Regions from separate parts of the Homo sapiens genome. Here all the other regions are linked to region 1. Evidence: chromatin contacts called from ENCODE Hi-C or POLR2A ChIA-PET data. All regions are on one chromosome and are shown on one strand. The core of a region is the stretch at or near the end of the contact, and the rest is flanking DNA. Distances in the headings are between cores, read along the strand shown. Region 1 overlaps LOC102723575 (a long non-coding RNA gene). Region 2 overlaps DTX4 (deltex E3 ubiquitin ligase 4). Region 3 holds the start of TCN1 (transcobalamin 1).

Evidence for each region. A loop is a pair of places that touch in the nucleus more often than their neighbours do. ChIA-PET counts read pairs that join two places held with the same protein, here RNA polymerase II (POLR2A). Pooled maps may share reads with other maps.
Region 2: a map of lower leg skin shows a loop between it and region 1 (10-fold over the local background). The contact joins two enhancer-like sites. A Hi-C loop is called at or near these places in 4 of 168 maps with a recorded cell type or tissue (A673, GM12878 and lower leg skin), 27 of 37 single-sample maps with no recorded cell type and 11 of 50 pooled maps. POLR2A ChIA-PET finds 5 or more read pairs at or near these places in 2 of 52 experiments (H1 and activated T-cell).
Region 3: a loop to region 1 is called in a map of posterior vena cava, with 12 times the contacts of the local background. The contact joins the promoter of TCN1 here to the enhancer-like site in region 1. A Hi-C loop is called at or near these places in 2 of 168 maps with a recorded cell type or tissue (PC-9 and posterior vena cava) and 4 of 50 pooled maps.

Annotation. Positions count from the first base shown.
Region 1 is chr11:59,543,354-59,547,061 of GRCh38, reverse strand. It overlaps LOC102723575 (a long non-coding RNA gene), which reads right to left. Exons shown (of 4, transcript XR_950136.2): 3 at 1,087-1,265. Among named protein-coding and RNA genes, the nearest start is that of TRV-TAC1-1, 5.5 kb to the left of the region's middle. RefSeq lists an enhancer at 825-2,024. Within about 2 kb of position 1,566, at least 2 of the 41 ENCODE cell types and tissues checked have a DNase peak (open chromatin) inside an H3K27ac peak, as active enhancers do.
Region 2 is chr11:59,198,437-59,202,144 of GRCh38, reverse strand. It overlaps DTX4 (deltex E3 ubiquitin ligase 4), which reads right to left. Exons shown (of 9, transcript NM_015177.2): 8 at 2,372-2,461. Among named protein-coding and RNA genes, the nearest start is that of MPEG1, 13 kb to the left of the region's middle. RefSeq lists enhancers at 422-471, 492-671, 597-1,796. Within about 2 kb of position 1,749, at least 4 of the 41 ENCODE cell types and tissues checked have a DNase peak (open chromatin) inside an H3K27ac peak, as active enhancers do.
Region 3 is chr11:59,864,745-59,868,452 of GRCh38, reverse strand. It overlaps TCN1 (transcobalamin 1), which reads left to right and starts at 1,966. Exons shown (of 9, transcript NM_001062.4): 1 at 1,966-2,061. The coding sequence starts at 1,983.

The DNA of each region.
Region 1 (3,708 bases), core at 317-2,816:
TTGGGTTAGTTCCCTTCTCATAAACAGCATAGTTTTGGGCAGTGTGGTGTAGACTCCAGAGATTCAACACAGGCAACCCCAGAGCCAAATCGAGGTTCAGTGTTATCTCCTCTTGGTTGTGTGAACTTACCACAGTATATACCAGTCTATGTGACCTTGGGCTAGTTGCTTAACTGCTATGGGCTAGCTTCCTCCTCTAAAATGGGGACAATAGCTCACATGATTCTGGAGAAGATTTATTTATTATTAATTAATTTATTATTATTATTATTTTTTGAGACAGTCTCGCTCTGTTGGCCAGGCCAGGCTGAAGTGCATTGGCACAATCTCAGCTCACTGCAACCTCCACCTCCTGGGCTCAAGCTATTACCCTGCCTCAGCCTCCCGAGTAGCTGGGATTACAGGCACCTGCCACCACGCCCAGCTAATTTTTGTATTTTTAGTAGAGACCGGGTTTCACCATGTTGGCCAGGCTGGTCTTGAACTCCCAGCCTCAGGTAATCCGCCTACCTTAGCCTTCCAAAGTGCTAGGATTAAATGATCTGTGTATAGTAAGCACAGAGTAAATGTCATCTACTGTTATTGTATTGCCAGGTAAGTCTGGTTCAATTTGCGTAGAACAATAAGGCTTTTCCTTGGGGACATTTCTAGAAAATGCTAATTGCTAAGCATATCAAATCTGTTTGCTCCTTGGCTTGTAAATCATTGTCCTCTGTCTCTATCGCTTCACACCGTCTTCCCTTTATGGGCATCTTGGTCTCCAAATTTCCCCTTTTTGTAAGGGACACCAATTATATAGTATCAGGGCCTACCCTAATAACCACATTTTAACGTTACCTTTATCTTAACTTTACTTTAACTTTACCTCTGTAAAGATCCTGTCTCCAAATAAAGTTATGTTCTAAGGTACTGGGGGTTGGGACTTAAACATATGAATTTCAAGGGGACAGAATTCAACCCATAGCCTAAGTTGTTAAAACAGAACATATAATTTTCCCCCCAAACATGGGCTCCTTCTGTTATTTCCCTTCTTGGTGAATGATATCACCATCTACCCAGGACTCCAGCCAGACACTGAGCGATTACCTTGTGTTTTCTCCCGCCATGCAGACAGTCACTGGAGCCTGCGGATCCTTTTGTCTGCAACTGAAACCGCCTTTGCAAAATTATGACTGAGACAGTGAAAGAGGTCCAACTTAAACGACTCCATCTTGCCTCTAACCTCCAAGCTGTCCTTGTTCATTTCTGGGCGCAGGCTGAAAAAACTTTGGGAGGAACTTAGTTTATAGTTTTAAAAAATGACAATAACAGCCCTTTCCCAGAACAAACTCCCTTCTTGCCTGGAGACTAGACTACTAAAGTTAGCCACAGTATTAGAAATTACGGTTTAGGAGTCAAGTAGTTGGAGGCCACAAGATTCTGACCTTCCCTAAACTGCTCCCAAGATCAGTGCCTGAGATGTTTTGCAGACTCTACTCTTGATGGATCAACTGGCACCACCCATATCGAGAAACCGGCCCATCTGATCTTGTGACTCACACCCAGGAACTGACTCAGCGCAGGAAGACAGGGACGCGCCGTAATTTCACCTCCGACCCAACCAATCAGCACTCTCCAACTCACTGCTCCTGCACTCCCACCACATTCTCTTTAAAAACTTTGATCCCCAAATGTTCGGGGAGACTGATTTGAGTAAAAATAAAACTCCGGTCTCCCGCTCAGCCGGCTTTGCGTGAATGGCTATTTCTTTATTGCGATTCCCCTGTCTTGAGGAATCGGCTCTGTTTAGGCAGTGGGTAAGGTGAGCCCATTGGGCGGTTTCACAACGACTTCTCCTCCATTTTGCTACTTAGTTCAGGTTTCTGTCGTCTCTGTCCTGGAATACCAAGTGTGTCCCTGTCTCCAGTTTTGCACACTCCAATCAATGCTTCACACAGCAAACAGAGTGACTTCTCTAAAGTGTAAATGTCACGTTCCATCTCCTCACCCACAAGAGCCCTCTGAGATTTCATCTCCCTCTCCAGCCTATCTTTTGCTTCATTTCCTCCCTTCCCTGGTGCCCCAGCCCTTGTCGTCTTTCTGGTATCTTCTCCCCTACCCTCATTATTATCTTTAAAACGAACTTGGCTACAGTAACCAAAACAGCATGGTACTGGTACCAAAACAGATATAGACCCATGAAGCAGAACAGAGCCCTCAGAAATAATACCACACATCTACAACCATCTGATCTTTGACAAACCTGACAAAAACAAGAAGTGGGGAAAGGATTCCCTCTTTAATAAATGGTGCTGGGAAAACTGGCTAGCCATATGTAGAAAGCTGAAACTGGATCCCTTCCTTACATCTTATACAAAAATTAATTCAAGATGGATTAAAGACTTAAATGTTAGACCTAAAGCCATAAAAACCCTAGAAGAAAACCTAGGCAATACCATTCAGGACATAGGCATGGGCAAGGACTTCATGACTAAAACCCCAAAAGGAATGGCAACAAAAGCCAAAATAGACAAATGGGATCTCATTAAGCTAAAGAGCTTCTGCACAGCAAAATAAACTACCATCAAGTGTACAGGCAACCTAAAGAATGGGAGAAAATTTGTACAATTTACCCATCTGACAAAGGGCTAATATCCAGAATCTATAAAGAACTTAAACAAATGTATAAGAAAAAATCAAACAACCCCATCAAAAAGTGGGCAAAGGATATAAACGGACACTTCTCAAAATAAGACATTTATGCAGCCAACAGACACATGAAAAAGTGCTCATCATCACTGGCCATCAGAGAAACGCAAATCAAAACTACAATGAGATACCATCTCACACCAGTTAGAATGGTGATCATTAAAAAGTCAGGAAACAACAGGTGCTGGAGAGGATGTGGAGAAATAGGAACACTTTTACACTGTTGGTGGGACTGTAAACTAGTTCAACCATTGTGGAAGACAGTGTGGCGACTCCTCAAGGATCTAGAACTGGAAATACCATTTGACCCAGCCATCCCATTCCTGGGTATATACCCAAAGGACTATAAATCATGTTGCTATAAAGACACATGCACATGTATGTTTATTGTGGCACTATTCACAATAGCAAAGACTTGGAACCAATCCAAATGTCCATCAATGATAGACTGGATTAAGAAAATGTGGCATATATACACCATGGAATACTATGCAGCCATAAAAAACGATGAGTTCATGTCCTTTGTAGAGACACGGATGAAGCTGGAAACCATCATTCTCAGCAAACTATTGCAAGGACAAAAAACCAAACACTGCATGTTCTCACTTATAGGTGGGAATTGAACAATGAGAACACTTGGACACAGGAAGGGGAACATCACACACCAGGGCCTGTTTTGGGGTGGGGGGAAGGGGGAGGGATAGCATTAGGAGATATACCTAATGTTAAATGATGAGTTAATGGGTGCAGCCCACCAACATGGCACATGTATACATATGTAACAAACCTGCACTTTGTGCACATGTACCCTAGAACATAAAGTATAATAAAATAAAATAAAATAAAATAAAATAAAACCAACTACTCCCTGTTCTTGACAGTTTGGATACAATTTTTTTCTGCAATGCTTTCTTGACTTCAGCTGCAGCCTCAGTGGCACTGGTCAACCCTTCCAGGCCCATTCAGTTTTGTGGTGTGAAGGTGAAGGAGGTCAGGGCATCTTGCTACTTATTATTTATA
Region 2 (3,708 bases), core at 500-2,999, 350 kb after region 1:
CAAGCTGAGAAGAGTGCACTTTGTTGTTTCTTCATTTTATTTCTTTTACACACAAAAAGCTTGATTCTAGAAACTGTTTGAAACTAACCTGGTAGCAGGTAAAAGATGAAGTCTTATCTATGTTGGCAGTGGCAGGGTTAGAAGAGGAGTCTAGTGGTTTGGAAGGCAGTGAGTGCAGGGAGGAATGAGCTAAATGGATGCAGTGGATAAGAACAGGAGTCCAAGAAGGTTAATGTGCCCATCTGGGTACCAGGGACTCTGAATATGTCATTAACATAAAGAGGGAGGCCTGGAAGAAAAGCAGCTCTTGGCAACAGGATTCTAGTTTTAACCGCAGGACTTTACAGTGGAGGCATTTCGCCAACAGTTGGGATGTAGCTCCAGGGCTCAAGCACAGAAATCTGGCTCTTCAAGGTAAACAGTATCAGGGATGGTCCTGACCCCTAATCTGGGGACACTGCACTCGCACATCTTCTCAGTGTGGTTGATTTTCTATTTCTTCCAAAATACCTGCCTGCCACCTGTAGGGGGAGACCATATCCATACCCTTTGACATGAAACCCAAAGTGCCTCCCTGTAGAAAGGTCACTGTCCCACCCCTTATCTGGCTTGCCCAGGACTTGTTGGGGCCTGTGAAGGGTGAGTGGAAGTAACAAGCATCCAGGGGCTCTAAATGGGATTACACACTTCCGCTTGGGTTCTCTGTTTGTCCTCTGCCCCCTTCCATGGGAAGGGCATGGGCCACAGGAGGGCTGCTCCTTCCACCTGGCCTGCAGAACAGGAAGACACGTGGAGCCGACTGAAGCTGCTGCTATGGTCTGAATATGTGTCCTCACGAAATTGCTATGTTGAAATCCTCACCCCCAAGGTGACAGTATTAGAAGGTGGGTCCTTGGAGAGGTGATTAGGTAATGACAGCAGAACCCTAATGGATGACATTAGTGCCCTTATAAAAGAGGCCCCAGAGAAACCCCTTGCCCCTTCTACCATGTGGGGACACAGTGAGAAGGCACCATTTACAAACCAGGATGGGTTCATATGAACAAGTCCTAGCCAGACACTAAACCCGCCTGTGCCTTGATCTTGGACTTCTCAGGTTCCAGAATTGTGAGACATAAGTGTCTATTGTTTATAAGGCACCCCGTCTATGGCACTGTGTTACAGCAGCCAGAACAGACTAAGACACTGACCCACAGCAACAGCATAGCCATAGCTGCTGACAAGCAAAGTGCATGACGAATAAATACTTGTTGAAGTAAGCAGCGGAAATTTGGAGAGAAAGCTCACTAAAATATATCTTGTCTAATATTCCCCCCAATACTCCCTTTAGATCAATGGTTCCTACTCCTTTTGAGATCGGGAAAGATTTTGAAAATCCAATGATTTTCTGGCCTCATCCATAGAAATACAAACATAAATTTTTTATTCTAATTTTAGAGTTCATAGAACCACTGAAGCCTAATCATGAATCACTAGGAATCCAGAAACCCAATGATTGTTTTCTCTGCCCTTTTGGGAAAAAGTCAAATAATATGAAAGTACATACAAAGAAAATAATCTACATATTAAGATCCCTATCCCAGACCAGTGTTTCTCCAGCTTCAATGTGTTGTCAGATCAGCTACGCATCTCGTTAAGATGAAGTGGCTTCTGGTTCTGCATTTCTATCAAGCTCCTATGTGGTGCCACTGGCGCTGGTCCCAGGACCAGCGTTTAAGCAGCAGGGCTCTAGACACAGGATCTTAAAATAGATGAATTATTGCCACTAATACCCGAGAGAGGAAACAAACTGACATGGTTTGGCTGTGTCCCCACCCAAACCTCATCTTGAATTGTAGTTCCCATAATTCCCACATGCTGTGGGAGGGACCCAGTGGGAGATAACTGAATCATGGGGGCAGTTTCCCCTATACTGTTCTCATGGTAGTGAATAAGTGTCACAAGATCTGATGGTTTTATAAGGGGTTTCCCCTTTCACTTGGCTCTCATTCTTTCTTGACTGCCACCATATAAGAGTTGCCTTTCATCTTCTGCCATGATTGTGGGGACTTCCCAGCCACGTGGAACTGAGAGTCAATTAAACCTCTTTCCTTCATAAATTACCCAGTTTCATTTATGTCTTTATTAGCAGCGTGAGAACAGGCTAATACACAAACTAAATGTCCACTCCCACCCACCTAATTCTAATCGTAGCCACCCCACCTATGGTTGACTCAAATTTGACCTTGTTACTGTGTGCATCTAGACTTAAAAGAGACACAGTTCTCTTTGGTCTGTGCATTGTAAGAAGCAAAACTTTAGGCCTTGACATAGAAGTAAACTGCCCGATCTATTCTAAAACCTAGTTCTATGTGGAAACTTCCGGTCTTACTTTTCTCCCTTTCTCGCTGTCCGGAAGGTAACAGTGTCGTGGGAAGCCTCGGGCGCTGAAACTCTTCCCAGGATTCGGGTGTTCCGGTCCCTGAAAGCAGAAAGCAAGCAAGCAAATGGCATTTTTCAAAATATTTCTGATAAGAGCGGGGTTAGGCTGTGACTAATTTCAATAATAATGACAATAATAATTCCCATAAAGCTTCAACAGAGAACAGACCCAAAAAGCACTGTGAGTGGTCATTTAGCACGTGTTTCTGTGTCCTTAGACCTGGGTTTGGATGCAGAGCTGCTACCTCCCACTGCATTAGCTGGAACCCTCTCTTGGGGCTTTTGTTCCCCATCTCTCTAACAGGAATGACGCAGAGTCCTTCCCTTATGGGGCTGTTATAAATGTTAAGTGAGTGGTGCCTGATGAGTAGTAAGAGCTCAGTAAATGTTTAACATCATTGTCCATCATCTTCATCATCTATTGTCTTACAAAAGAAGAAATCTGCAGTGCAGAGAAGATATGTGGCTTCTGTAATATTAGTGGCTCTGCTAAAATTGAAGCCCAGGTTTCCTGAGGCACACTCTGGATTTTTAACTACTCAGAATAAAGAAAGTGCCTCCAAGCTATGAGCCATGCCAACAGAATTTTCTGAATGATTCTTGTGGATTTTCTCCTTTGTCCTCATGGGTTTTTGTTTGTTTTCTTCTTTAACAATAGGAATTGGGATAGTCAGGACTAAAAATCTTCTAACAGCATTTCAACTATTGCCACCCAATACCCTATTAAGTAGGCAGTCTCAGGCCACTTGGTGAGAAAAAAACTGAAGCACAATTGAGTGAGAACAGGTTTCCTAATCAGTGCCCAGAATGAGTCCACAGGCCTCTTTGAGAAGCTCATGAAAAGCGGCAAATTTTCTCCCGGTAACAATGACCAAATCCCCTCCTCCCCATACAAAGGTTTGTCTATAATTTCTGAGGATCCCTGACCCCCTGAGGGATGGAACCCTCTTTAAAAACCCCTTCTAGATTCAACCAGTATAAAACTGATACTTCCATGCAGCTCTTGGCACAAGTTCTCACGTAGATGATCAGCAAATACATCCTGCCTGAATAAATGAACGAGTGTGGAAGAACAAATGAATGAAAAAACTGCAAGAAAAAAACCCAGATTTTTCTTTTTCTCTTATTATGGACCATGGTTCCAAAATGATAAGAAATTCTGTGGCTTTCCATTTTCTTAAATAGTTAACATGATTCAAGATCACCTATGGTTTGACATGGTAAATGCAATGGGGTCTCAGAGAAGGGAGCAGTCACCGTGAGCTGAAAGAAGCAACAACGCCTTCT
Region 3 (3,708 bases), core at 717-3,216, 320 kb before region 1:
AGGGGAGCCGATGGTGTAAATCTCAGTTTGAGGGCTGGAGAAGATAAGATGTCCTAGCTCAAACAGGCTGGCAGGAAGCAAAAAAAGGGTGAATTCCCCCTTCCTTCACCATTTTATTCTATTCAGGGTCTCAATAGATTGATTGATGCACACCTACATTGGAGACGGCATTCTACTTTCCAGAGTCCACCAATTAAAATGCTAATCCTATCTGGAAACACCCTCACAGATACATCGAGAAATAGTGTTTAATCTGGGCACTCAGGTGCCAGTCAAGTTGACACAGAAAATTAACCATCACAGAGGTACAATGCAAATAGTGGCTCATTAAGTCATGACATCCTTAGCTAGGCTGACAGTATTCTCTAATAGTTCTCAGAAGAACTGTGATAGGCAACACTTCTCACATGTAGCAACTGCCCTGGCAGGGCAGAAATTCACATTTGATGTATAGCTCTCTGGTTTTCCTCCTTGGTTAGGAAACTCTCATGGAATCTATCTTAGGAGAAAAATCATAGTTTGGAAACCACTATGCCAAAGATCCCCTCATGTGCTGGGTTCTCCAATACTGCCTGCTTCAATTTCAGACTTACAACTTTTACTTCCGTTTTTAAATTTTTTTATTTCAATTTTTGTAGGTACATAGTAGGTGTATATATTTATGGGGCTCATGAAATGTTTTGATACAGGCATGCAATGCGTAATAATCACATCATAGAGAAGGGGGTATTCATCCTGTCAAGCATTTATCCTTTACGTTACAAACAATCCAGTTATACTATTAGTTATTTAAAATGTACAATTAAATTATTATTGACTATAGTCACCCTGTTATGCTACCAATAGTAGGTCTTATTCATTCTTTCCAATATTTTGTACCCATTAACCCTCCGCATCTCCTTCCCACCACTAGCCTTCCCAGCCCCCAGTAACCATCTTTTCATTCTCTATCTCTATGAATTCAATTGTTTTGATTTTTAGATCCCACAAATAAGTGAGAACATGCAATGTATGTCTTTCTGTGCCTGGCTTATTTCACTTAACATAATTATCTCCAGTTCCATCCATTTTGTCACAACTGACAGGATTTCATTCTTTTATATGGCTGAATAGTACTCCATTGTGTATATGTACATTTGCTGTGTTCATTTATCTGTTGATAGACACTTAGCTTGCTTCCAAATCTTGGTTATTGTAAACAGTGCTGCAACAAACATGGGAGTGCAGATATCTCTTCAATATACTGGTCTTCTTTCTTTTGGGTATATAGCCAGCAGTGGGATTGCTGGATCATATGGTAGCTCTATGTTTAGTTTTTTGAGGAAGCTCCAAACTGTTCTCCATAGTGATTGTACTAATTTACATTCCCACCAACAGTGTACAAGGCTTCCCTTTTCTCTACATCCGTGCCAGCATTTGTTATTGCCTGTGTTTTGAATAAAGCCATTTTTAGCTGAGATGAGAGGATATCTCATTGTAGCTTTGATTTCCATTTATCTGATGATCAATGATGTTAAGCACCTTTTCAAGCACTTTTTCATATGCCTGCTTCCCATTTGGATGTCTTCTTTTACTTCCATTTTTATATGTTGTATGTGTTTGCATGATCAAATCTACTTTATCAGGAAACATAAAACATAAAGTGAAACGGAAAAAAAAGGAAAGATTATAGGAAACAGTCATTTGCCTAATATATCTTCACTGCACGGAAGGCAAATAATAGATATGAAACCCGAAGGTTTAGGACAGGAGACAAAGGAAAGTTATTGCCTTATTCTCCCTAACCACATCCTTCAAGTCTTCTTCCTTATTTATTACATCACATGGACAAATACACTTGACCACACCTCCTGACATTGCTCAATATTTGCTTGAGTGAAAAGAGGCTGAGGCAACCTGAAGGAGGAGCTCTCATTACCTTCTGCCCATCACTTAATAAATAGCCAGCCAATTCATCAACATTCTGGTACACTGTTGGAGAGATGAGACAGTCACACCAGCTGCCCCTAGTGGGGCTCTTACTGTTTTCTTTTATTCCAAGCCAACTATGCGAGATTTGTGGTGAGTAAACTTTGAGCTAAAATTACTCTAGAGTGATAGTCTACTGAAAACTGTTGACAAGAGACTCTATGTAGAGTTACCTGAGAAAAGATCCCATTCCAGTTTCGTATGTGGTTGGACTCCATGAATGATGAAAAGGGTGGCAGGAGATGGTGAGGAAAGTCTCACAATGCATGTTGTTGTAAGAGGAATTATAGATTGTGTATTCACTTGCCTAACTGCTCTTTCTATGCTCAGATCCTCTCTAGCACAGCATCCCTACCAAGTAACTCCCTATTCATGTGACTTTTCAATGACAGAAAATTTATGCTCCCAGAAACTTTTCTAGATCATGGAAAGTTATCTTTTGGTCTTGATATGCAATCTTTTTTCCCTGAAATTCAATGCATGATTTTTGGGTTAACCCCTTGTAACTACATAGAAAAAAATAATAATCTCTTTCAAATAGTGATGACTGCTGTCTTGTCATGAGTGAGTTTAGATGTTCCAAGTTGCATGTCCACCTTCCTTCAACTCTTTCCCAGGACACATGGGATAAAGTTCCATCATCTCTTGCATGGGTGTTGACCCCAGAGATTGTGTGGTTCTGTAAAAGAACTTTAAAGTAAGAGAAGGGAAAACTAAATTCAGGTTTAGTTTGATCCCTTAGTTATTGAATGACCCAACATTTCTGAATTTCTTTAGCTTCATTCATAAATAAAGGATAATGAGGGGAGACTATTGAAGCAAATTATCTCATGAAGTCTGGTGCAGTTCTCAAGTGCATGAATTCTCTTTTGTGAGACTTTACTCTGAAATTGAGCTTCAAACCAGTCCAAAGATTACTAGGTGGTACTATCTGTGCTCTCTAACCAGTAAGAAGAGAACACCACAGAAGACAGGCTTGTATACATACAGGCTAAAGCATAGACTCTTCTGACTCTGATTTTTCTTCTTGGCTTGACATTTCCCCTGTTGGATCCTAAGAATAGGGAATGGCTATGTAGGTTTTAGCTTTCAATTCATTTTAAATAATAATGATAATAATTAAATTTATCTTTGAGACTCAAGGAAGCTGATTTGAGTTGTTGATCAGGAACTAAAAAGTCTGTTTCAGGGCCAGAAAATCTGCTGAGCTGGATGGTTCCACAAAATCTCAGAGAACTGACTCACAATTGTTCCATTGTGTCTGCAACAAACCATGACCTTTCTACAATCACTCTATTCAGATCTTCTTGACTCATTCTTTTAAAGTAAAGAAAACTGGGCAAGAGAAATTACATTTCCTTGATTCTCAAGTATAGTGATAAAAACTCCAGTTGAGCTGGAAATAATAGTATGTGCAGCATTTTACAGTTTATTCGGTGGTTTCTTGTCCAATATCTGTAAGGTAAGTGTTAACAGCCACAATTTTTAAATGAGAAAACTAAGAGTAAAACAAGTTACATAAGTTATTATCCACAGTCATAAGTTAAGGAGCACAAAATGTGGCCAAAATCTGAATCCAAACCTCATGTTCTTCTCACTCTCCCACTAATCCATTAGATAATCTGGAGATATGTAGGATTTGGGGCTACTCCTCAAGATTATGGAAAAATACATTGACAAAGTGTCCTGTGTTTAAATAAATAGTAAATCTTTTTATTCTCCTCTATTTCCTTGGGAGCT